Linked DNA regions of Mus musculus: regions 1, 3 and 4 are each linked to region 2. A link is a loop called in an ENCODE intact Hi-C map of the cell type or tissue named here. Cell type or tissue: heart. All regions are shown on one strand. Links, peaks and the distances in the headings refer to the core of each region. The heading gives the core; the rest is flanking DNA.

Region 1 (5,243 bases), core at 1,655-4,154, 56 kb before region 2:
TGTACACAAACCCTACTGTACAGCTGTCAGGACTGCGGCATTCGCTCCAGTTTCTCATTTCTCCTCACACTGAAATACTGTTTTACACAGGGTTTCTCAGTGTGGCCCTGGCTGTGCTGCGACTTATGTAGACCAGGCTGTCCTCCAATCCCTGGAGATCCACCTGCCTCTACCTTCTGAGTGTCGCGGTTTAAAGGAGTGCGCCACCATGACTGGCCTGAAACACTTATTAAGACAAGTCCCAGACACCGTGTTGCTCCAAAATTATGCACTCCAGTTTGCAACTCTGAAGAATATGGGCATTTTGAATGGGCATGGTGGCGTATGCCTGGAGTCCCAGCTGAAGCCAGAGAACTGCTGCGAGCCCAAGGCCAGTGTAAGCTACACAGCAACTCCCTCAGAAACAAAACAAAACAAAGCGCAGGCCAGGGAAAGAGAAGAAGGGGAGAGAGTTGGTTGGTTGGAAGGGGAGCAGGGTACACTGTGGGCATTGTCCAGTGTCCTGTGGTGTGAGGCTGGCTCTGTTCTCAATCACAGTGAGTATGAACAAGCACTCAGACCCAGGCCTGACAGACCCCAGAGCAGGGAAGTGGGTACCGTGGTGCTTGAGACGGAGCCATCCTTGCCTTTCTGGAAGGCCTCTTTGCAACGCAGATCCAAAAAAAGGTTAGCAGGCGCTGGGCTCTCCTGACTCAGATCTTCTGCTCCTGTACCTATCAGAGAAAGTCCTCTAAAGTCAACTACGTGCCCGGCAGTGCCCAGGGTTACCCAGCTCTTCCACACCTGAGCCTGGGCTTGACCTGAAGCAGGTGCTGGCACGATGCCAAGTGTGGCTTGCCAATCAGGTCATAGCCACAAGCTCCTGGGCTCCTGACTCTGATGGTGAACGTCTGCAGAGGGAACCCTCCCAACCCCCGAGGTAGGAAGAGGCAGTGACAGTTTCATCCCTGCAGCTGAATAGGGGAAATGATGGGGCCAAACGACACGCAGGTGTGTATTAGGGCATACACAGTGTGCCCATCCTCCTTCCTCCCCCAGCTTCCCCTCTGGAGCTAGGCATCCCTACTCCTTGGAGCTGGTAGAAAATGGGGTGGGTACCAACCATGGAGGAGATTGTCTTTAGCCTTAGCAGAGCCAAAACTCTTTGAGTTTGGGGCCAGCCTGGTCTACAGAGTGACTGACTAGGGGATACATGGTAAGACTTTCAAAAAAGGGGCTGGGGTCCGGGAGATGCTGGGCAAAGGTCACCAGGATTGAGTTACATAGGAGGAACAAGTTTAGAGGATGTAGCTGTATATCATGGGGACCACAGCTAAAAATGATGTAGTGTATAGGCTTGAGAATTGTCGAAAGTAGATTTTAGGCATCCTTATAACACAAAAACCAATCATGTGAAGTAATGTACATGTTAAATGGATTGAGCCACATTTACCAAAGCTCCATGCTGTTCCTCATAAACATCAACAGGGTTAGGGTGAGGCTCAGTCACAGAGTCCTTCAATCATCCCAAACTTCAATGTCGAAATGAAAATGGAAACTGTAAATCCTCTTTCCATTAGAGTAACAATCAAGGGTCTCTGTACCTGGATCCAGCCTGTTGGTGCATGGAGGGCAACATGGCTGGAGAAGAGCTATGAGAAGGGTGGGGGGGGACACCTATGATACGGAATGGACACCCCCCACTCCAGCCCACAGAATCTCTGCTCCTCCAGACTTCTAATCCCCAACAGCTGTGATTAGCCCCCAGTCCACTGACCCAATCCACGTTCCCATAGCACTTCCCATGAACCTGGCAGGACCCAGGCTTCCCTTCAGAGTCCAGCCATCACTCCCCACAGCTCTCTCAGCCAGGCCCAGGTTTTCCTTCAGAGTCCAGCCATCACTCCCCACAGCTCTCTCAGCTGGGTCAGGCTTCCCTTCAGAGTCCAGCCATCACTCCCCACAGCTCTCCCAGCCTGGCCCCAGCAGAATTCACCTTTCTCTCACTGCCCCACATGACCCTCAGACTCACCAGCCTGTGTTACAGCCATCTGGGTGTCTGGGCCCTGTTGGGGAAGTGGTATCTACAGGAGGTAAGACCAGAGGCTCTGCAGGCAAAGAACTATGGGTTCCACCTTCTCTGAGCACTCTAAGCTCTTTGGATCCTAGGAAGCCATTTTCTTTCTTCCTGAGGTGATTTAAATGGCCCCCATCTGAATGTTAGGTTCCCTACTAGTGGAACTGTTTGGGAAGGATTAGGAGATGTGGCTGTGCTGGAGGAGGTGTGTGACAGGGCTTTGAGGTTTGAAGAGCCAGTGCCATTTCCAGTTAGCTCTGTCTCTATGCCTCATAGTGGTTGTCTCAACATGTGAGCTCTCAGCTTCCTCTCCAGTTCCGTGCCTGCCACCATGCTCCCCACCCTGGGGGTCAAAGACTCACCCTCCAAAACTGTAAACTAAATCCCTATTTAAATGTCTTCTTGCATAAGTTGCCTTGGTTGAGGTTATCTCTGCACAGCAACTGATGAGTAACTAAGACACTTGTAATCCTTGATTCTGCGGAGGAAACAGGAGCCACAGTGCACAGCTGCCTGTGCAGCTCAAGGCCATTCCTGGCCCTTCTCTGTGTGCCTTGCACTGGACGTACGTGCATTTTCACCACCCCTCCTGTAGCTAGGGGCAGCTATTGACTCCTTTATGGACAACGAGATATACAAAGCTCTGCTAGGGTTACAGGTGTCTGAGGATTCGCATTTCCTTCTGCTTGGGATATTGTATGTACAGTTTCAAGACCACATGACAGCCAATGGATGAGCCAAGAAGCCTCCGCATTGACAGTTAAGGCTTGTCTTAGGCTGTCTGAAATGGCAGTAAGTCATCTCTACCAGCAGGCCCAGATTCACCAGGTATCCTGTGACCTGCAGCCCGAAGTGTCCCGGGGAGACAGCCTTACAGAGTGGAGACTCAACACCATCCAGCCAGGAAACACTTACTGCACAGACACTCACTCGGCACCAGCTAAAGTCCTTAGCGCTCTCACGAGCAGTGGCCTGAGGCCTTGTTTCTAGACCACTGCAGGGACAAGAGGTGCTGGCAGCAAACACTTTGTCTACTTCATCACCTCCTACTGCCTCCCCTGGAGGAACTGCAGCTGCCAGGCTGTGGCTGCACTCTGCGCGGCTGTCATCAGACCTTCAGTGGCACTTGAGAACCAAGGAGGAGGTGACAGGAGAGTCAGCAGCAGCCTCTAGACCGAGCTGCAGCTTCTGTAGAACTGAGAAGCACAAGTGTGCACCTAGCTGGACCCACGCGTGCTTCCCCTTCCTCTGCTGCCCAGGCCCGTCCCTTCCTGTGGCCCAGCGTCCCACCTTGCTCAGACCCCGGTGCCCTTACTTACTTTGCGCTTTGTTCTAACTAGCCTCATTTTATTTTTGGCTTTAAAACCAACAACGGCCCCACCTAGAGCAGAGCCAAACTGTTTAAATTCTTTTCCTGTTCCGCAGGAAAATAACCGCGTGGCGATTAAAGCACGGAGTGTTTACTCGGACACCACCGACACTACCTCCAATTACGCTGTGGAGGAGCTGGCTTGGGGTAGCCTGCCCTTCTGTCCAGCTTCCTCCTTGCAACTCACATTATTTAGTCCTCAGAGGCCAACTTTCTGGAGAGAAGGAAGTTTCTGTATCAGGCCTACATTGCCATCTCTCACAGCTAAGATGTCGTTTTCTAAAGCTAACTGGCTGCCAACACTGATCTGTGCCCACTTTCTCCTTGCTGACTGCTGGGCTTTAGGCCCACGTTCTGAAGCGGTGGTTAGATCTGCTGGCTCACGCTTCTCTGACTCACTCATAGGGCGCTCACAGCATCTTCATAGGTAGGATATTACTCTCCTGGTTTAGGGATGAGGAAATATAGCCCTAAAGGTGAAAGCCACTCACTCAAGCATGGTCCCAGGGCTGGGAGTGGTAGTTCCAGAGGCCCTGCCCTCACCCACTTGGCGAGGCTACCTCTGCAACACAACCTTTCCAGACACTGAGCACTCACTGACTGACCTCAGACCACCTGCTCCCCGCTCCCACCCGACAACACAATGAAGTCTTTAAAATGAAGAGCCCAAGGTTCAGGTTAGTGGTCACCCCACACATAGCCACAACTCCAGCATACGTGGAACCAGAATATTATTGCCTGGCATGTAACTCCAATGCTATCAACTCGCAGGCTCCAGCACCCCAAACCCAGGTTCACTAAAAGCCCCTCTTCTATATCTAGTCCCTGGCAAGATACTGAGAGAGACCAGTCTCCAAAGCTAAGGAGTGAGAGGGTCATTTCTGCACCAGAGCCTTAGAAGTCTCTTTGTCACGTCTATAGAGCAAACCACAGACAGCAGGTGCCCTGTCCCCGAGGCCACCATTCTGCATGGGCCACTGGACACACACTCAGGATCTGGGCCAGGGCTTCCCAGGTGGCAGCCGCTGACCAGTGACAGCTTTCTCCTTGGGGGTGAGTACAACTGTTTCTCTGGGCTTGGAATGTCTTAACCTTCCCAGGATCCCATGTCTATAGGACCTTCCTCTGTCCCCATACAGACTGCCTGGCATGGCTCTGTCTGACCATCCTGTGCCACAGAGTGGAGACGTTAAGGGCTGGGGTGTAGCTCGGTTGGAGTTCTTGCCTGGGCTTCATGAAGCCCTGACTGTTACTCCTCAGAGGCATGCATCTCAGGCTTGTGATCCTCGGAACTCAGTGAGGGAGGCCTTGTTCATCAAAGTCATCCTTGGATACACAGCCAGTTTCAGATCAGCGTGGACTATGAGATGTCCCAACACACACACAGACACATACACTTTTAATCTAGATGGCCCATGCTCAAATCTCAGTTTTGCCATTTACTAGCTGTGGGTCACTAGACAAGCTCTTTCTCTTCTTTGTGCCTCAGTTTCCTCATCTGGAAAGGAGGTTAATCATAGCAAGGTCAGTAGGGTTGTTACAGGGATTAAATCAGAGCCAGTGCTGGCGTCTGTGAGTTCTAGCAGCCCAACGAAGCAGTCACACTCTGTGATGACAGGGTCTATCGGGCTCTAAGAGGCTCAAGTCTTCCAGCAGCTAGCTGCAAGTTGTCAAGCAGCGGCATGCTGGCATGCTGACACACAGGGCATATCCACCTGGAGTTAGGATAGGGCTCTTGGTTCCTGCTGAGCTGCAATGACAGTGGCATCCATCAGCAATTATCCAGCCCATTGGGAGTTTATTCACCTCCACTGTGGC
Region 2 (5,243 bases), core at 1,669-4,168:
ACAGGAGCAGACTGGACATTAAAATAAATAAATACATACACATATATATATGTATGTGTGTATATATATATATATTTTTTCCTACTCTTTCTTTAAGGAAGGGGTAGGGGAGGAGGAAGAAGAGTTGATATAGCACATATAGGTAGATGTAAGTATACACACACACATACACAAGCATACAGCTAAATTACCAAGGCCAAGGGCATCTCCATTTTGTTCTCTTTGGCGCTCCCAAAGCTGACGCTAGATACTTATTACTCTCAGTCTAAATGAGCAGTTACCTCAAGGGAAATGAGACTGTGGTGTAGAAGGTGGTTCTCACTGTTTTCTTTCTACACCTCCATGGTGCTTGGCGTGTTACAGTGAGCTTACCTGTCTCGAATACTCTGGTTTTTGAGACAGGGCATCTCATACAGCACAGGCTAGCCTTGATCCTCCTGGCCAGCTCTACTGTCAAGTGTTCGTCAGCATGCTCACTTTGTGTAAGTTCAACCACACACACACACACACACACACACGCACACACACACACACACACACAGAAGGCGGGGCCGGGGGGGGGGGATGCAGACAGACAGACAGACAGACAATGGCCATCACAAGCCTTAAAAAATAAACATACAAATTGGAAATTGGCCTGGCAGCTTCCCTCTCGTTCTAGTAGCTGAAAACAAATACCAGAGAAAATGTATTGTATTCTTTTTTTTTTTTAATGTAAGTACATTTAATTTAGTCTTTGCAAGGTATGAAGCCTAAGCTTGAAAAACACAGGCAAATTCATTTTACAGCAGAAAAGGACAGCAATTGTGGCACATTCTACATTCCAGTTTTGATTTACCGCCTAACAACTGCAACATCTGAACACCAGGCCCACGGTTAACTCTTAAACCATTCTACCCAAAAGGTTTAAAAAACATTTGCTGTTGTCACTACAAGGGAGATAACCCAGGATCTGTTTTATTTAAGTCATTGTCTTAATACTGCAGATTAAAAAGCAAAAACAACAAAAAACCAAAACCAAACAAACAAAAAACCAAACAAACAAACAAACAAAAAACAAAAAAAAAATGTGATAGCCATCATAAATTTGATTGAGATCAGTTTGCCAACCTCAAATGAAATCACAAGCACAGGTTTATCCTGCCCCAGCCTCTGCCCTGGTGTGGTGGTGTGTGTGTGTGTGTGTGTGTTGCTTTCCCACACTGGATAGTCTCATGCACTGACAGAGTGCAGCTTTTCAGAAAGAAATTATCAACTCCGCTTGTCTTTGGCAGAAATGAGCTGCCTGAAAGCCAGGCCTTCCTGACACATCTGTAGCCACAGCTGTCTGGCCAAATTCCCATTGTCTTCTCTGGCGCATATGGAGCACATACTACATATATGTACCCTACGTTCCGTTCATGCTTGCTGACCTAGAAGAAACAACTGGGCCTTGCCAGGAAAGCTGTGCCTCCACAGCTAGGTTTACAGCTGAAATCCCAGTAGTTGCAGCCACAAGGATTACAAGTTCAAAGTTATCCTTGGCTACATAGTAGACTTAAGGGCAACCTGGGTTACTTGAGACCCTGTCTTGAAACAGAAAAGGCCACCTTCAGGGGATAGGGGACCCTCCAGCTTGGGTTCAGTGAAATGATGCTTCTGTAACCGGGCAGCTCTGCCCTCCTCTCCAGTCAACTGGATTATGGGAAAGCGGCGGAAGACATCTGAGTTGCCTGGGGCAACAGGGTCACTGTTAGCCGATGTGCTGTGGTGGCGGATACTGAATCAAGGAGGGGAAAGAGGAGGAAGTGTTCAGATTGGACAAACTTGAGTTTACAATGCCCAAGAACATCCATCAGGGGACATCAAGGAAATACAAGTTCCATGTCTGGAGCTGGAGGTGAGGAAGGCAGAGTCCAGAGCAGCAGTTTACAGCAGCTGTAGAGAAAGTGTTTGACATGCACAAAACCCTGGATTCCATTCTCAGTATCAAACAACAACAACAACAACAATAAATACAGATATACTGACTTGGCGGAGGAGCACTGTACAAGGGCTGCTGATGGCGGGCCAGCACTGTCACTTTGGGTCCTTATACTAAAACAATTTAACCTCTGCTGAGACAACTTTAAGGATGGGGGAGTGGTGGGCACTAACCTTGCACTCTGCCCTATAAGTACAAACAGAATCAGAAATGGCTTATTGCAGAAAGAGAGAGAGGTACATTCATCAAGTGCTTGGGGCCCTGTGCTAACCACAAACTATCTCCTGGAGTCAGAACAATCCTGGCATAGAAATCCTATGACTACCATTTCACAGATGGGACACTGAGGCTGGGAGCGAACGTGTGGGGGAGCTCGGGGCTGTCATGTCACAGCCCACAGTTAGGCAGCCTCTGGGCCAGATGGAGAACACTGAAGAACAATCATAAATCCATACGAACTGCTACTCAGTGAAGGGTGGCTCAGCCTAGTGTTCAGCAAATCATCACACCCTTAGCAAGGGAACACTGTTATTGTCCCATTTTTATAAACGAGAAACCCAAGTGTGACAGGAGGGAAAGCCAACTGGACTCAGTGTTGAATCTGGCCCACCGGAGAGACCAAGGCATCAGTCAGAGCCCTACTTAGGGTCTCTAAGCTCCCCGGAAACGCTGAATAAATGACAGCGTTTACAAACTGCTATATGCCAGCAGCTGTGCTAAGCACTTTACATGGGGTGTTCTTATACATCTTCAAAACAATTCGATGAGGTGGCTTCCATTGAAATCTCCACTTTATATTTAGGCATAGAAAGGGAAACTAAGGCACAGAGGGATGAAGTTAGTTGTCCAAGGTCACACAGCTTGCTGGTGCATGGCAAAAACCTAAATTTGAACGTGAGTCTCTCTGCTTCACAAGCAAAAGCTCTTATTAAAACGATCGCAGTTAACAGCAGCTACTCTGCATTGAGTGTTAACTATGGACTCGGGTCTTTACATGCACATGGTCAACTGATTGGCAATCTATACTATCTTCACCTCATCTCTCCAGGAACTAACAATAACGCAAACCCGTAATAAGTATCTTCAACGTGAAACGCCTTATTCACCAGATCTCAACACCTCAGAACAATCACCAGCAAAAGACAATTCCTCCTTCCCCGTTTTGCGGATGATAAAAACGAGGTTCGGCGCGGTTTTCCCAGACCGCAGCTCTATAGTGGCAGAGCTGGGACGTGCACCCACGTCTCCCGGACTCCAAGCTCTTCCCCACCGTGCCCGGTTGCACCTCTGGAAAGTTGAGCCATGCGGGCATGAGTCCCGCCGGGTATGGAGGGCGTGAGTCCCGGCGCTGCCGCCCCCCACAGCCGATGCCCACACCCGGCCGTCCGCCTGGTCACCCCGCCTGCACTGACCCTCCGGGTCCGAGCAGCTATCAAATCCCCACCACCCTTGGAGGAGACTGCTCCTGCACCAGGAGCCACGTACCTAGGCGTACCGGCCACACGCCCCGCGGGCTCCTCGACCGCGGCGTTCAGCACGGCGCGGTTCGCTAGAGACGCCGCCAGCTCCAGTGGCCCGAGTGACTTCCAGGCTGCCCACTTCCAAGCCGCTTCGCGCGAGGCCTCGTGGGAACTGTAGTTTCTCCCTAAGAAGCAGCGCGCTGAAGAGAGCCTGGCGCGCGGGGTCTGCCGGGAGTCGTAGGCACGCCACCGCACCGCCTTCTGGGAATCGTAGTCTACTGGTCGGTCGGTGCAGCTCCAGTCTCCGGAGGACTTCCGCAGCCCCGAGGGGTGTGAGGCAGGGAGGCGTGTCTTGTGTCGGCTCCTGCCCGGGAGCTCCTCACCCGTTCAACCGGTTTCTCCTTTCTCCTCGCCCGGTCCGCCTTCTTCCTCGGCTCGCGGAACCTTTAGCCGTCCCTCTCCGCAGGGCCGGAGTCTACTACTCCGAGCCTGCGAGCCTGGGGAGGGGCGGGAAGACTGGAGCCCTGCGCTAGACCCCCTTCAGCGCTGGGCGGAGCGGGACGGCGCGGCGCGCCCTCGCGCACGCGCGCTCTCCGGCCGACTCAGCCCTGGATGGTTGGGGGTCCCCCCTCGGGGCGGGGGTCGGAGGACTTCTTTTCCCACCCCCTTTTGGAACGCGTGCGCGTGCCACCGTGCACCCGCGCGCGCTCTGGTTGCCCGGGTCAATCCGCCAGGTGCGGGGCTGCGGGACTAACCGTTCTGTTAGTGGGGTCCTCCCACATCGTTTTCAAGGTAGCTTCCCAGGTCCCCTCTAAGTCTGTTCGTCTCCATAGGAGCTCCGGGGTGCCGCAGAGCTCGCTGTCCCTTCTCGGGAGTCCTGTCACAGGTAACAGGCGCGGCTCCTGCCCGAAGGAGGTGGACACACCTACCTCCCGCCCATGTGGATTCGGGGAGCCGGAACGTGAGGACGCGGCTCCCCGTGTTCCTCTCTGCTCCAGACCAGTCCCCGAGATGGGAGGCGCAGAATCACGACCCATAGGGGCTGCCTGGAAGGCTTTTTCTCTTCTATTCATTCAATAATGCCATAGTCTGAGGGTAACTGCTGTTTGTTGAGTGCCTATAGCCTGGGGAATGTCCAGATTTAGTCCACTCGTAGACATGAGTGAAGATTCGACCTATAAAAAAACAACAAAAACACTCCATAAGGAATTCTGAGGTAACTGCCTCGAATTGCTCAGCCCTCATGCATACGCTTTCTGCTTAAGCCTGCGCCCTGCCTGGCAAGGTGTTCATTATGACATGACAGAAAACACATATTTCTTATCCGGACAGATCAGAGGCGTCATTCACGTGCCCATTCATTCAGCAAAACGTATCATATACATCTAATCCAAGTCACTGTAATCGCAAGCAGTAATAACCTAGCAAAAATACCTACATAAACTAAGTTTAAATTTTGAGACTGGGTTTCCTCATGTAATTAGCTGGCCTGCAACTTTTTTTTTTTTTTTGGTGTGGGAGACGGTTTCTCTGTGTAGCCCTGGCTGTCCTGGAACTCACTCTGTAGACCAGGCTGGCCTCAAACTCAGAAATCCGCCTGCCTCTGCCTCCCGAGTGCTGGGATTAAAGGCATGTGCCACCACTGCCCGATTTGGGCCTGGAACTTATGTCCACACAGGGGGCCTTGTACTCACAAAGATTGCCTGCCTCTGCCTCCAGGTGTTGGGATTGAAGGCATGCACTACTATGCCTGATCAATTTAAATTTTTACATAAAACCAGGCCGGTAATCATAGCACTCACAGGCTAAGGACAGGAGGG
Region 3 (5,243 bases), core at 1,682-4,181, 760 kb before region 2:
GACACTCTAACCGAGGTCACCAACCTACACCGCTCTCCATCTGCTGCTCCCAACGTCACTCCCCACATAGGGTCTCACCATGCACCCCTTGCTGGCCTCAAACTCACATCCACTGCCTCTGCCTCCTGAATCCTGGGATCCTAGGCTAAAGGTGTGTGTCACATGACAGATGGCCTTAGCTGTCCAGCTGCCACTGCCACCCTTGCCCAAGTCTATGACTGTTCCCCACATCTCCTCGTGTGTCCCTCCTCTGGATTCCCCGACAGTATCCATCCGGTTAGGTTTTCTCGTTGCTGGTTTACCCCGACCCTCCAGCTGGGGTACCCACTCCCAACTCACGCCCTCATCTCTGTTGTCACTGTCACTGTCGCTGCCGCTGCTGCTGCAAGGGCTAAGCTTATCGTCCTCGTCCTCAGGTTCAGGGGCCCCATGTGCACGGAGGAGGCGGGCAAGGATGGGGTTGGGCCGGAGCAGGGCACTGCCAAGCGGGGTGCGGCCCCCATACATGCGGGCGGTGGGGTCAGCACCGGCTTTCAGGAGAAGTTCCAGCACGCTGGCTGCCTGGGCTTCTACTGCCAGGTGCAGAGGGGTCCGGCCACACGTAGGCTCCTGCAGGATGTGCCAGAGAGGTCAGTGAGACTGAAGAGAGGACAGTGCCTTCCCCACACTGGCCCACCACAGTGTCTTACCGGTTTATTGAGGTCGGCTCCGGCATCCCTGAGCAGCCGGACCATCTCTGCATCTTTGTGGATGACAGCTACATGGAGTGGGGTATGGCCTGGGAACAGAGCAATTGGTGTCAGATGATGAGGTAAGAAGCCTTGGCTCAGGCTAGAGAGATGGCTCAGCGGTTTAGAGCACTGACTGCTCTTCTGAAGGTCCTAAGTTCAAATCCCAGAAACACATGGTGGCTCACAACCACCGGTAATGAGCTCTGACGTCCTCTTCTGGTGCATCTGAAAACAGCTACAGTGTACTTAACATATAATATAATAAATAAACCTTTAAAAAAAAAAAAAAAAGAGAAGCCTTGGCTCTGTGTTCATCCTAGGAAAGGGCCATGTGAGCTAAGGATGCCAATATGTCAGGTCCCAGGGCTGGCTTCTCAAGTCCTTCCTAGGTATGCATACAGGCTCCTGAATTCCAGGTGCAAGCCTAAGTCTGCTGTGTCTGGGATCTACAGGGCATGAGACCGGGGACTCTAAATGAAAGCACACGCACATGATCTGTGGATCAAGCCGCCAAATCTTTGATCTTCCTCCACAAAGAGCAGAGGCCTGACCAGCATGCACAGCCCTTGAGTTCCAGCCCCAGCACCATAAATAAAACAAAAGATACAGTGACAATAACAGTAAAAGTCCCCAAAAGGGCCTGGGGCTCAGGACTCTGGCTATCAGATGACCTCAGTCTATTCATGAGGCGGGGCTGAGAGGGTAACCCGCATCCTCTGCCCCTGGCTGGGGACATGGGATGGATCCTCTCATCATGGTCAGGCTGGGCTGGTGGCTCATACTCGGGAACAATTCTGGAGGGAAGTCACCTTGCAGATGGGTAGCCCTGGTTTAACCACTGTATCCTGGCATCTCTGGACCTGTGGCTGACAGGTCTGGGTTATAAGTGGTCTGACGTCTAGACCTGTGGGAGAGGGGCCTTGTACGTCCAATTCTTAGTACTCCTGAGACTGTGTGGAGGGCCTTAGTCCAGATGCTAGGATTTACGGAGCCTAGGGATGACTTCCCAAGGAGCTAGTTTTGCTTTGAGGGTTTTTTGAGACAGGGCCTGAATTTGACCTCATGATGTTTCTGCCACCCAAGTGCTGGGACTGGGTGTTTGTTTGAGATGGGGTCTCCTGTAACCTAGACTGGCCTCAAACTAGCTAGCACCAAGGATGACCTTGAACTCCTGATCCTCTGGCTTCCAGAGACTGGTATTATAGGCATACACCAAGCTGTTTATGCCGGGGATTGAACCTAGGGCTTTACGTATGCCAGATGAGCACTCCACCAACCAGGGTATGTCTGAGGCCATTGGCTACAACTCAGGTTGGGTGAGAGGAGCTGGGAGCCTGGGACTGGCCAGGAGCTCACATCTTCCCCAAGGCCTGGGGCTCTCACCATCATAGTTTTCAGCTTCTAGTTGTAGCCTCCAGTCTTCATCACGCGGCTCCTCTTCGTTCTCTGGGTTGGGTTGGGAATCCACGGCAGCAGGGGCATGGCTGGTGTCTGGGGTACAGTCCTGGCTCTGAGTGAGGTAGGTATCTGAGGCATCTCTTGGGTGGCTGGGACGGGGCTGGAGCAGTACGCACGCGCACGTGTGTGCCCTGACCCGGCAGGCCAAGTGCAATGCCGTGTGGCCCCCTCTCTCAGCCACCAACACTCCTGCACCGGCTGCATACAACTTCTCTACTGTAGATGCCTCCCCAAGGATGGCTGCTAGATGCAGGGCTGTCTACAGGGATAGAGAGAAGGGGTTAGTTAGGGCCACGCTGACAATCCTGGACCCACCCGGCTCCCTACAGCACACATCCCCATGGCTCACTTGGCCTAGGTCATTCTGCAGGTCAAGGTACTCGGTGCCGGCGGAGAAGCCCAGGAGGAAATCCAGGAAGGGCTCATGCTGATGAATCACAGCCAAGTGCAGGGCTCTGAGGACAAAAGGCAGAGGTCAGTGTCACAGAGTGTCTACTGTGTGCTACAAACTGTGGCCACGGTGGAAACCTGTCAGTGTTCCGGAGAGTCGAGGGCAGAAGCTAATCTAGCACTTTGTCTGGCTGCTCCGTGTTCTGAGCTAAGATAGGGTCTTCATAAGTGGCCCACACTGACCTTGAGTTCAAGCCCTCCCACCTCAGCCTCCTGAGTAGCTCGGCTGACAAGCCAGGGGAATCCATAGACTTAGTGATTTCAATAGCTCTCGTCACCAATAGGCCCAGCTACCAAATTTGTTTCACCTGTGTTAACTAAGTAACATAATCAGTGTAGTAGCTCTAATTCCAGCATCCGGGAAACCTGAGGCAGGAGGATTGTTAGTTCAAGGCCAGACTGGGCTACATGGTGAGTTCCAGAGCAGCAGGGTTAAAAACTAAATAATGAGATTCGATCACACACACATACAGAAATGCTGGGCATGGCGGCCCATGTGAGAGAGGCAAAAGCGGTGGATCTCTGAGAATCCCAGGCTAGCCTGATCTGCATGGTGAGCTCCTGGTCAGCTAGGGCTACACTGTGAGACCTGTCTCAAATAATAATACGGTAATAAAGTGAGGTACAATCGAGGTAGACAGCCAGTATGGATCTCTGTCCTCCACACATAAACATACACATACACACAGACAAGCTGGATACGATGGCTCTCACCACACACATACACAGACACACACACACACACACACACACACACACACACACACTCAGTGTAGCTCTAAGAACAGACCTTCAAATTACATAAAGCAAAAGCTAACAAGGAGAAGAAGCAACAGACGAATCCATAGGTGTGGTAACTTCACTAGGTCTCTGTCACCAACTGTTCCAACAAGTAGGAAAGCAGGAGCAAATGAACGGCAGGGCTCTGTGGTGGCTGCTGCCCTGTCTTTGCAGTCATGAGGACTGAACCTAAGGTAGCTTGCATGCAGGGACGCTGGCTGCCACTGAGCTACCTGCTATTGGTTCCCCTCATTTTGAAGTAGGGCCTCGCTGTGAATGTCCCCAGCCTGGACTTGAATTCACTCTATTCCTCGGCAGGTCCTGACCTTGAGCTCCTCCTGCCTCAATCTTCTTTGTAGCTGGAATCACACGCCCAGCTTTGAACAACACTGCTAACCAACATTCCCTCTAAGTCACACGTTGTCAAAATGAATTCCACCGGCACACAGTTCCCGAGAGCACTCGCCCAGCACTCAGAAGGCCCTGGGTCTGATGGCCAGCGCTGCAAGAGAAAAACTAGAGACCGCAAATCAGACAAAACATGTTCTCTGCCCGCAGTAAAATGAAATTTAAAGCTGGTAACAGAGAGATCTGGAAACTCCTCCAAGCGTGAAAAATGAACATACTTCTTCATAACCTACTGGCCAAAGGAGAAACCAAGAGAAATTAGAAAATATACTCATTTATGCAAAAATAAAAACACAATATATCAGAAGTTCTCCAGAGGGAATATTTACAGCATTCCAAGCACATTAGAAAAGAAGAGAGATGAGCTGGGCAGTGGCTTGCTTGGTAGACTGCTAGCTTAGCGTGCATAAGAACCTGGGATCAATCCCAACTCTGCATAAACCAGGCACGCACCACCTTGCCCGGAATTCCAGGCAGGAAGACCAAGAGTAGGGTAGGGTAGGAGCAATGGCTTAGCAGTTAAGAACACTTGTTGCTGCCGGGCAGTGGTGGCGCACGCCTTTAATCCCAGCACTTGGGAGGCAGAGGCAGGCGGATTTCTGAGTTCGAGGCCAGCCTGGTCTACAAAGTGAGTTCCAGGACAGCCAGGGCCATACAGAAAAACCCTGTCTCAAAAAAACAAAAAACACTTGTTGCTCTTGCAGAAGACCCCGGTTTGATTTTCAGCACCTACATTGTGGCTCATAGCCATCCCTAACTCCAGTTCCAGGGGATCCAACATTTATACACATAAAGTAAAATTATTTGGGAAGCAGGGGCAGACATATCTCTGAGTTCAACGTCAGTCTGCTCTACATAGAGAATTCCAGGACAGCCAAGGCTACACAGAGAAACCCAATCTCAAAAAACCAAAAATAAATAAAATAAACCAAAGAAAAATTTCATAATGTGTAGACAGAATCTCTTATAGGCAACACCTGTCAATAAAAAAGCAAACGGCCAATGAGCTGAAGCAGGAAATAGGAGGTGGGACACTGGCAGGAAAAGAAAGGATTCTGGGAAATAGTGAGAGAATAAAAGGAGACACAGGGAGAGACACTGGAGGAGTCACTGAGAGAGACACCGAGAAAGACGATGCTAAGGAAGAAGCAGGCCCGAGACTGAAGGAAAACATAGAATGATTTAAATGGGTTAAATAAGTTATGTGTTAGCTATGGAATGGGCCAAAGCTTGTAGCCAAGGCATTTATTAATAAATAGTTAATGCCAGAGTCCTTATTGTTGGGAATTAAGTGGCCGGAAGAAAAAAAAAAAAGGATTCATTTTTTTTTACAGTAGTGTTCAAGGCTAGCCTGGGCTACATAGTGAGACACTGACTTAAAAGGGGGGTGGGGTTGGAGGCTGGGAAATGTTTTGC
Region 4 (5,243 bases), core at 1,390-3,889, 65 kb before region 2:
ATTCTCAACCCTTCTAACGCTGTGACCCTTTAATAAAGTTCCTCATATGGTGGTGACCCCCAACCATAGAATTACTGTCATCGCTACCTTATAACTGTAATTTTGCTACTGTTAGGAGTCATAATTTAAGTATCTGTTTCCCCATAGTCTTAGGTGACCCCTGTGAAAGCATCATTTGATCCCCAAAGGGTTGCAACCCAAAGGCTAAGGAACATAAAAAGAAAGCAAAGGAAAAGGAAACTCATAAAGGTGATTGTTTTTATTATGTGACTGTCAGTGGTAAGATCAACCCTAATCCAAAAATTCTTCAACTCCCAAAAAGTGCTGAGAAGACACACGCGGACAATCCGATGCCTGACCTGAAGTCGCAGCCAACGCTGGCGTGCTTATGTTACATAAAACGGCTCCCAGGTTATTTGGATCAAGAGGTATTTCAAACAGAAGTGAATTTGGTGTTCACACTTGGTTTCCACTCAGAAGATAGCTCACATATATTCAGATATTCCAAAATCTGCAACATTTCTGGTCTCAAGCACTCTGGATAAAAGACCCTTGGGGGCTCAGAAAAAGCTCAGAGGTCAGCTTTACCTAGCATGCTCAAGGCTGTTTTCAAGCCAGGTACCGAAATTAACAAACAAACCAACCAACCAACCACTTTTAAAGGGGTATTCTACCTCTGTGATCATGTCGGTTCTCCCCACGTCCAAGTTAAAGTAAGGCACATCTTGGGAAACAGTTACGCCATTCACCAAAGGGGCTTGGACCTTGCCTTTAGGGGGCTGACGTTACAGAGGTGGGGTCCTGACGATGCAGGTTTCATAGCTCAGAGAAGAGGCTGGGCTGCGGGGGAGGGGGAAGCAGGCCCTTTGGAGTGCTGTGTGAGGGGGATCTAAAGGAGGCGTTGGCATTAGTCTGGTCAGAGGACTAAGGGAAGGAGAACCCATGGACAAAAAGGAGTGGCCCAGGAAGAGAAAGTAAACGTCACGCATAGGACAGCAGAGGGTCAGGATGCAGAGGGCAGGTGCAGAGTCCTACAGGACTGGGCTAGGATGGGTGGTGGGCAGAGGTCACAGCAAACTAGGCTTGGTGGGCCACAGTGCAGCGATGACCTGCCCACAAGAGGTCACTTCTAGAATCTGAGAAATGAATGGGTCACTCTCAGCCTGCAGCAGAGCATCTGTGAATCAAAGCTGTAGGGTGACTGCAGTCAAGAAGTGTGACCCAGCATCTGTCCTTCAGAGTACTGCTCACATGATCCCGGGTCACGGGGCCTATAAAGAGGACAGAGCAGGCAAGCCTACAGGAGACGTCAGGGGCTATGCCCTCGATGGAAAGCACTCACTTTAGCCGAGCCTACTGTACACTACAGCTCACGCCTCGGCCCCAGACAGTCCACGGAGAGACACCTTCAGGTCCTCAGGTTATTCTGGGTACTGTCTGAGAACGACTCTCCGGAAGGAAGGCTGATGCAAGGTGTGTGCAGCTTGTAGATGGCCAGGCCTCCTCTGCAGTACCAGGAAAGGCAGGAAGCAAGTCTTCCTGGGGGACAGTGAGTAACACAGAGATGCGGGGAGGGCTCCGTGAGGAAGAGCATACTCATGTTCTGATCCCAAGGCATTTGGGGATGCCCCCCAGCATCTGGGTTCAGGATGGGCTCTATTATCACAGCCACACCCCCTCTAGCTACCGTGATTGTTTCTAGGAAAGCCATACCAGCAACACGCGCCATCAGACATACCACCAACACGCGCCATCAGACATACCAGCAACACATGTCATCAGAGAGGAGCTCAGAAGCTCTGCATCACAGCGGACAGATAACTAACCTCTTAGGACAGGGACAGGGTCATACAACTCCAGCCTCTTGGGAGGCCAGGGTGGTAGGCAATGCTGAAATAATTGGTTCCTCTGAACCAATGAAGGCATAGAAACAAAGTAGGTCACTGGGAACAGTCCCGCCTTCCTGACTAACCACCACAGACACTGGCTCCGCCTCTGGGTTTCTGGAGTACATCCTCACCTTCACTCATTTGTTCGAGGTCTGGTTGCTACTTTTTACCTGCAACCAAGGAACTGCCTGCCTGGTCCATAGACTTTTCTGAGGCCCAGCTCTGGTTCTCTGAGCCACATCAGCATCTTCTGGTTAAATCCCCTCCTTTTGCCTAAACGGCTGCTGTGGAGAAATCTGGCCAACAACTTAGCTTACCCCCTGCTGCAGCTTCCCCAGCTGTAAAATAGGGAAATTATAAACACTTGATCAAATTGTTAAAAGGATTAAAAATTATTTAAAGATGCCTGAGCACACTTGAGCTCAGTCATGTGTGTGCCACACGACATTTTAGCATAGATCATGGTGGCCCCGTGAGATTGTGCTGCCTGAAGCCTCCACAGCCATCTCGTGTGACGACAGTGGACAATGCTGGTTAGCAGAACAAAATTATTCTACAATGAACAGTTTCAGTCCAAGGGAGCAGGGAGCCACGGACCTCCCTCATCTTGGTGGCAGTTCCTTTGTTTAGGTCAGAGAGCCCTTTCTTCTCTGTGGCCAAGAACAGTGAGCACAGTTTCCGCCAGAAGGGTGACAAATCAGCCTTGGTGGGGGGTCTGAATAAAACGCCGGCCATTGGCTTCCCCAGGAGCAGGGTGGTAGAGGAAGCTCTCATGAGCTCATGTCTCCATCAGACACAAGCTGGACTCTAGTGTTTCCAAGCACAGGCAGAGGCTTGCTGGCACCATCCTGAAAGACAGCATGCTGGGACGGAGAGAAACTGTGACACGGCAGGTTCTACAACTGCCTCTGGCTGGAGGAGGCTCTCCCGCTGGATTCTAGCCACATCCGCCCTCAGGCAGCTACAAGGCAGCAGGAAAAAGGGACCCCGCCACGTCTGTATTTACAGCTGGGAACTGGCACCAGCATGGGAAACTCGCAAATAAACTCAGTCAGGAAGTGAGAGGTGGAGGGTGCTTCCATGGCAACGCCCATCTGGAGATTCCGGACCACAGCTGGAAGCGCTCAGGGGAGAGAGATGGACATAGCACTCCTTCTTCTGGTTTGCACCGGACTTTGATACATATGTTACTCTTCCTAGGGCAGCCTCTGTGAGCCTCTTCTTGTTCTACAGCTCAAAAGGCCCACTCACTGTCTGAACACTTCTGCAGATGGCTGCATGTTTCTGGTCTTTTCCTCCAGACTGTCTGCCTTGCTCATCACTCCTGACCTGGAAGAAGTGTCCAGCTGAAGAGGAACTGTCTTCTTCATGTTTACTGTTATTCATAGCACCAACTTACTCTCCACGGAGAATGAGCACAGCAGGGAACAGAATGCTTGCTACAGTAGTGAAGGTCACCCCCGTGTCACTTGACAAAATGAGATTCTTATCAACAAGCACAGTCGGGGAAAAATGGAAACCCGGACCCCCAGAATGAAGTTGAACCCTTATCCTACACCAGATGCAAAATGTAACTCAGAATGCACGTGAGATCCTGGTGTGAGAGCCGAACCCACAGAAGCCTTAGAAGACACAGGGAAAGGCTTCGTGGCTCTGAACCAGGCAGCAATTTCTCCATTACAATATCCAAAGCACAGACAGCAACAATAACAAAAAAGACCCAACATATCTGAAAGTCGTTTGTGTATTAAAACACTATTCTACTGAATAGTGGGTAGAAAAGCTGCCATGGGATGGGAGAAAGTATCTGCAAGTCACCGATCTGGTGAGAGGTTAGGGCCAGCAAGAGGGCTCAGTGGGTGAAGGGTGCCATGTAAACCTAGCAACCTGAGTTCGATTCCCAGAACTCACCTAAAGGTGGAGGGAAGAAACAAGTCTACAGAATTGTCCTCTGACCAAGATTGAATAAAACTTTACTTGACAGATGTAATTGTCTCAAAGGCTTAGGGCTGAATAAGCTCACCCTTTCTAGTTCTTTCTGAACTCTGGTTCACTGGTTCAACTCAGCTGTTCTGGCTCAAACTGACTGATTCAATCTGGCGTCTCTCCGCTTCTCAATGAACTGTTCTGCTTAGTCTCAAACTAACTTGGCAGTTGTTTTAATTTTCTGGCTCTCTTATTCTCTGGCTTCGACTGCTTCTGCTGACCTGCACTGAACTGCATAGACTCAAAAACTCAGCTCCGCTGCACCGCACTGCACTCAGTGCTGAGACTCCCAACTGACTCTCCCTGCACGGCTCCTAAGTCGCCTCTCTTTCCTGTGCTGCTGTTGTGAGAGTTGGAGTATCCTATCTCTGACTCATTCTGTCAAATCTTTCTCTGCTTCGACCCTCAATTAGACATCCCTTTCAAACATGGCTGCTTCCGTCTACAAACTCACCTTATCTAACCTACATTGTTTAGGATTAAGGGTGTGCACTGAGGGCGGGCATGTCTGTATCCCGGCCAGGGGGATTAAAGGTGTGTCTGTATTCCAGCCAGATCACAGACCTAGGTCTCTGGATATGATCCCTTGCCAGAGCAGCCTTGTTGCGGATTAACATTCCTCTCCACAAAGGACTTGAATAGCCATGCAAACCAAATGGGAGACGCCCTCACAGTCTGTTAAATGGCTGCAACTGTAGGACATGCACTACTTTTTTTAAATGTAGGTGATGCACTTTAATCGTAGCTCTCAGGAGGAACCGTCTCAGGAGGGGCAGATCTAGTGTGAGTTCCAGTCCAGCCTTTTCTACATATCAACAGAGAACTGGGGAGGCTAGCTCTCTGTGTCCTGCTGGCATCCACGCCAGCTGCTGTGAGAAGGGGATGGCAGTGCCCTACAAAATTAACTGGAGAACTAAACTCAATCCAGCAATCCCACTGCTGTGCACATAACCCCACAGAGATTAAAGTGGGGAACTCGATGTGGTGGCACAGGAGGCAGGAGCATCAAGGGCATGTTTGCTACACAGAGAATCTGGGGGCCACCTCAAAAAAATCTAAGTGAAACAAAGGACTGGAGTGGAGAGGAGACTCAGCACTGGCTCATGCTTGTCATTCACTGCAGACAAGGGACAAGCGTCCATCTACAGATTAAAGAGGAAGGAAACTGATACCTGCCACATCATGGATAAACCTGATGACATCACTACATGAAGTACGGCAGGCACAGAGGGACAAACACCACACCACTGCACTCAGTGTGTGCACGGAGAGTGTTCAGTTTCACGCTGACAAGAGGGAAGGACAGCAGTTGCTGGGAACCTGAGGAACTGCTTGCTGTTTACAGGGACCTGGTCCAGTTTGGCAAGG

What was found. Hi-C counts contacts between places; a loop is a spot of excess contacts. Peaks named below come from ENCODE experiments on the same cell type or tissue, not always from the same donor. Only the 100,000 strongest peaks of a DNase experiment are listed, where the experiment ranks them.
Region 1: a loop joins it to region 2, with 2.9 times the contacts of the local background. A loop is called at or near these places in 11 of 42 quality-filtered maps.
Region 3: a loop joins it to region 2, with 7 times the contacts of the local background. A loop is called at or near these places in 2 of 42 quality-filtered maps.
Region 4: a loop joins it to region 2, with 2.9 times the contacts of the local background. A loop is called at or near these places in 14 of 42 quality-filtered maps.

The regions. Positions count from the first base shown.
Region 1 is chr7:29,458,610-29,463,852 of GRCm38, forward strand. The region is part of intron 2 of Sipa1l3 (signal-induced proliferation-associated 1 like 3); the gene reads right to left. Among named protein-coding and RNA genes, the nearest start is that of Sipa1l3, 44 kb to the right of the region's middle. In heart, for the core only: no CTCF peak of the experiment used is centred there; a DNase peak (open chromatin) is centred at 3,122; H3K27me3 peaks cover 2,043 bases.
Region 2 is chr7:29,515,017-29,520,259 of GRCm38, forward strand. It overlaps a transcript of Sipa1l3 not described here and 4932431P20Rik. Among named protein-coding and RNA genes, the nearest start is that of Sipa1l3, 12 kb to the left of the region's middle. In heart, for the core only: a CTCF peak has its summit at 3,220; a DNase peak (open chromatin) is centred at 3,645; H3K4me3 peaks cover 1,746 bases; H3K27ac peaks cover 1,038 bases; H3K27me3 peaks cover 1,350 bases.
Region 3 is chr7:28,759,488-28,764,730 of GRCm38, forward strand. Nfkbib (nuclear factor of kappa light polypeptide gene enhancer in B cells inhibitor, beta) reads right to left here. Exons shown (of 6, transcript NM_001306222.1): 2 at 2,539-2,644; 3 at 2,115-2,448; 4 at 690-778; 5 at 340-609. Among named protein-coding and RNA genes, the nearest start is that of Nfkbib, 4.5 kb to the right of the region's middle. In heart, for the core only: no CTCF peak of the experiment used is centred there; no DNase peak of the experiment used is centred there.
Region 4 is chr7:29,450,655-29,455,897 of GRCm38, forward strand. The region is part of intron 2 of Sipa1l3 (signal-induced proliferation-associated 1 like 3); the gene reads right to left. Among named protein-coding and RNA genes, the nearest start is that of Sipa1l3, 52 kb to the right of the region's middle. In heart, for the core only: no CTCF peak of the experiment used is centred there; a DNase peak (open chromatin) is centred at 2,817; H3K4me3 peaks cover 414 bases; H3K27ac peaks cover 1,523 bases; H3K27me3 peaks cover 2,500 bases.